2 separate regions of the Homo sapiens genome follow, and region 2 is linked to region 1. The links are chromatin loops, found by intact Hi-C in ENCODE. Cell type or tissue: gastrocnemius medialis. All regions are shown on one strand.

Region 1 (2,500 bases):
TTTATCAGACCTGGGAACAAGAGCAGGACGCCATGTTTTATCCTGGTGCATACAATGTCAGCCATTATTTGGCAATCCGGCAGGATGGCCTCACAGGTATTTTGGTCTCAGGCCAGAGATTGGAGTGCCTGCTCTGAAGTGGGGTAGGGGCCTCCACAGCCAGAACTGTGAAAATCACCTCAGCAGAAGGCATTAGAACTGTACTCTCCACTGTGGCAGGCCTGGGGCAGGAGAGCTGCTACAGCTGCAGTTTCTCCTGGACAATAAGACTTGCAGCTACAGCCAGCTTGGTAACATGGAACCAGTCTCCATGTGCTATTGTTGGGTGCCCCAGCCTGCTCTTCTGAGATTACAGTACAGTGGAGTCCTCTCTGATCCACACCCAGGCAAATCTCCAGGTATTCAGACCACCCTCTCACCTGGATCAGCCACCTGAACCCCTCCAGCCTTCCTGTGCATAGATTGTGCTGCAGTGAAGCCCTCTCCACTCCACGTGTAGGCAGATCTCCAGATATGTGGAGCAACTGCTTGCATGGACTAGCAGTCTCAGTCACCCCACCCTTCCTGTGCAGGGATCCTGTGTGGGTTATGGGGGAATGGGAGGAGGGGGAGTTCTACTTCACACCCAGGCAGATCTCCTGGCATTTGGAGCACTCACTCACCTGGAACAGCAGCTTCACTCCCTGCATTCTTCCTGTGCATAGACCATAGTGCAACTGGGCCATCTCGACTCTACACCCAGGCAGACCTTCAGGCATCCAAAGCACCTGCTTGCCTAGACTGGCAGGCTGAGCCACTCCACCCTTCCTGTGCAATTATCTGGGTGCATAGGGGCCCTCTTTGTTTCAAGCCCAGGCAGATCTCTAGGCTTCAGGAGCACCCAATCTTCTGGATTAGGACTTTAGCCCACCCCATCCCCATGCAGAGAACTTGGGGCCAAGGAGATTTCTCAGCTTCCTGCCTAAACACACTTCTGGGCACTTGGTGGCTGCCCACTGGATTCCCCATTGGCACTGGTACTTGTCCCTGCCATCAAGGGACTTGTAAATGGACCTGCCAGGTCCAGCCTTACACATCTTGCCCCCCACCCCACAGCGTTAAGGGAACTTGGACCACTGTTCACTCTAAGAATCAGCCTACTGCCTAAGGCAACAGAGAGCTTCTCTGTAAACAAAGATCAGGTATATAACCAGATCATTGGCCATAGGCAGCGCTTACAAAAAGCACCATCTACTGGCTTGTGGGTTGAACTGCACAGCCCAATATAAAATCTGCCAACAGAAGTGCCTAGGGATATAAAAGCAAAGTCAAAAGACCCTACCCAGCACTCTCTGCAGTCACACCCCAGGGAGTAAGGGAAAGGGAAAGAAGAAAGAAACAGTAATATCACAGGAGAAGAAGGAAAGAGAAAAAATCCTACCTGGAGGAAAATAGTTACAAAAATTATAACTACAGCATCTCCAGATGAGAAGGAACCAGTGCAAGAATTCTAGCACAACGAAAAATCTGAATGTAATAACACCACTAAAGGATCACACTAACGGCTCCAGCAATTGTCCGTAATGAATATGGAAACTAAGAAATGACAGAGGAAGAATTCAAAGCATGAATTGCAAAGAAGCTGAAGGAGATCTGAGCTAAGGTTGAAAATCAACACAAAGTAACTCCTAAAGCAATTCGGGAAATGCAGGAAGAGATAAACATCTTCAAAAGAAATCAATCATAACTTCTGGAATTTAAAAACTCACTTAAGGAATTTCAAAATACAATTGAACGATTTCTCAATGGACTGAACCAAGCAGAAGAATTTCAGAGCTTAAAGGCTAGTCTTTTGAACTAACTCAGTCAGACAAAAATAAAGAAAAATAATTTTTGAAAATGAAGAGTCTTTGAAAAATATGAGATAATTTAAAGTAACTAAACCTATAAATTATCACCATTCCTGAAAAAAACGGAGGAAAAGAAAACAACCTGGAAAATATATTTGAGGGAATAATTCAATATTGTTTTCCTAGTCTTGCTAGAGAAGCAAATATCCAGATATAAGAAATCTACAGAACACTTGTGAGATACTATGCAAAATGAACATCACCAAGGTGTATTGTAACCAGAATGTCCAAGGTCAACACCAAAGAAAAAATCTTAAAGGCAGCTAGAGAAAGAGGTCAGATCACATACAAAGGGACTAACAGCGGATGTCTCAACAGAAACCTCATAAGCCAGGGGTGATTCGCTGCCTATTTTTATCATTCTTAAAGAAAAGAAATTTCGGCCGGGCGCGGTGGCTCACGCTTGTAATCCCAGCACTTTGGGAGGCCGAGGCGGGCGGATCACGAGGTCAGGAGATACAGACCACGGTGAAACCCTGTCTCTACTGAAAATACAAAAAATTAGCCGGGCGTGGTGGCGGGCGCCTGTAGTCCCAGCTACTCGGAGAGGCTGAGGCAGGAGAATGGCGTGAACCCGGGAGGCGGAGCTTGCAGTGAGCCGAGATCGTGCC
Region 2 (2,500 bases), 640 kb before region 1:
TACTTAAGATATGAGTAGTTTATATACTACAATTACAGTGTTTTAGTAGTCTGTGTTTTTCTCTATACTTACTATTACCAGTGAGTTTTGTATCTTCAGATGATTTCTTACTGGTCATTAATGTCCTTTTCTTTCAGATTGAAGTACTTGCTTTAGCATTTCTTGTAGGACAGGTCTGGTGTTGATAAAATCTCTCAGCTTTTGTTTGGGAAAGGCTTTATTTCTCTTTCTTGTTTGAAGGATGTTTTTGCTGGCTATTCTTTTGTAGGATAAAAGTTTTTTCCTCCTTCAGTACTTTCAATATGTCCTGCCACTCTCTCCTGGCCTGTAAGTGTTCTACTGAAAAGTCTGCTGCCAGATGTATTGGAGCTCCATTGCATGCTATATATTTCCTTTCTGTTGATGCTTTTAGGATCCTTTCTTTGTCCGTGACTTTTGGGAGTTGAATTATTAAATGCGTTGACGTAGTTTTCCTTGGGTTAAAGATCCTTGGTGTTCTATAACCTTCTTGTACTCGGATATTGATATCTTTCTCTAGGCTTGGGAATACCTCTGTTCTTTTCCCTTTGAATAAATTTTCTGCCTTTATCTATCAACCTCCTCAGTAAGGCCAATAACTATTAGATTTGCCCTTTTGAGGCTAGTTTCTAGATCTTGTAAATGTGCTTTATTCTTTTTTCTTTTTTCTCTTCTGACTTTGTATTTTCAAATAGGCTGTCTTCAAGCTAACTAATTCTTTCTTCTGCTTGATCAATCCTGCAATTAAGAGACTCTGGTGTATTCTTGAGTATGTCAGTTGCATTTTTCAACTCCAGAGTTTCTTCTTGATTTTAAAAACTTATTCTATTTCTTTATTAAATTTATTTGATAAGATTATGAATTCCTTCTCTGCATTATCTTGAATTTCTTTGAGTGTCCTCAAAGTAGCTACTATGAATTCTCTGTCTGAAAGGTCATGTATATCTGTCTCTCTGGTATTGCCCCTGGGTGCCTTATTTAGTTTGCTTGGTGAGGTCATGTTTTTCGGGATGGTCTTGGTGCTTATGGATGTTTGTCAGTGTCTGGGCATTGAAGAGTTGTGTATTTATTGTAGTCTTTTCATTCTGGACTTGTCTGTACCCGTCCTTCTTGGGAAGGCTTTCCAGATATTTGAAGCGAATTGGGCACTGTGATCTAAGTTTTTGGTCACTGCAGCCATATCTGCATTAGGGGGCACTCCAAGCCCAGTAATGCTATAATTCTTGTAGCCTAGTAGAGGTACTGCGTAGTGGTCTTGGATAAGATCTGCAATGATTATCTGGATTACCAGGCAGAGACTCTTGTTCTCTTCCCTTGCTTTCTCCCAGAGTCTCCCTCTGTCTATGCTGAGCTGCCTGGAACTAGGAGTGGTTGTAGTAACACAAGCACCCCTGTGGCCTCTACTACTGGGACTGTGCTGAGTCAGAACTGAAGCCAGCACAGTGCTGGATCTTGCCCAAGGCCCACTGTAATCACAACCTGACTACCACCTATATTTGCTCAAGGCCCCAAGGCTCTACAATCAGTAGGTGGTGAAGCCAACAAGTCTTATGTCCTTCTCTGCAGTGCAGCAAGTTCCCCCTGGGCCCTGGGTGGGTCCAGAGATGTTGTCCAGGAGCCAGAACCTACAGTCAAAAACCTTAGAAATCTACCTGATGCTCTATTCTACTGTGGCTAAGCTGGCACTGAAACTACAAGACAAGGTCCCTTCCACTCTTTTCTCCCCTTTCCCCAAGCAGAGGAGTCTCTCCCTGTGTCCACCAGCACCACCACAAGCCCAAGGGAGTACTGCCATGGTGCCACCAATGTTTACTTAAGGCCCATGTGGTCTTTAGTCCGCTCTTATAATAAATGCTGCCAGGCCTGTGACTCACCCTTCAGGGCAGTAGTCTCCCCTCTGGCACAGTGTAGGTCCAAAAATGTGATTCAAGAGCCAACACCTGAAACTGGGGACCCCAGCACCCCAGTTGGTGCTTTTCTCCACTCTGGCCTATCTGGTACCTAAGATGCAAGACAAAGTCCCCTTTATCGTTTCTCTGCTTTTCTCAAACATAAAGTATCTCTTCTTGTAGCCACAACAGCTGTGAGTGTGCTGTATCACACCTGAAGCCAGTACATCTCAGAGTCTCACCCATGGGCCACAGTGAGTACTACCTGGTTACCACTGCTGATTATTCAGAGGCCAATGGCTCACAGTCAGCAGGTGATGAATTCTTCCAGACTCAGTCTTTCCCTTCAAGGCAGCAGGCTCTCTTCCGGCCCAGTGTGTGTCTAGAAATGACATCCAGGAGCTAGGGCTGTAATGGGGCCTCACAACTCTGCCTGGTGCCCTACCCTACTATGGCTGAGTTGGCATCCAAGTTGCAAACATGAAACACAGGCCTTTTCTTTAACTTTACCAACCATCACCAGCATAAAGCAATTAAAATGACCTAAAAAGAAACAAGCAGTAGGTTTCTTGCAGAACAACAAACAACATAAA

The links. Peaks named below come from ENCODE experiments on the same cell type or tissue, not always from the same donor. Only the 100,000 strongest peaks of a DNase experiment are listed, where the experiment ranks them.
Region 2: a loop joins it to region 1, with 18 times the contacts of the local background. A loop is called at or near these places in 13 of 110 quality-filtered maps.

Annotation. Positions count from the first base shown.
Region 1 is chr12:46,982,937-46,985,436 of GRCh38, forward strand. No RefSeq gene overlaps it. Among named protein-coding and RNA genes, the nearest start is that of PCED1B, 95 kb to the right of the region's middle. In gastrocnemius medialis, a CTCF peak has its summit at 1,240 (motif pointing left); a DNase peak (open chromatin) is centred at 1,189; H3K27ac peaks cover 398 bases.
Region 2 is chr12:46,341,485-46,343,984 of GRCh38, forward strand. No RefSeq gene overlaps it. Among named protein-coding and RNA genes, the nearest start is that of SLC38A2, 30 kb to the right of the region's middle. In gastrocnemius medialis, a CTCF peak has its summit at 1,215 (motif pointing right); no DNase peak of the experiment used is centred here.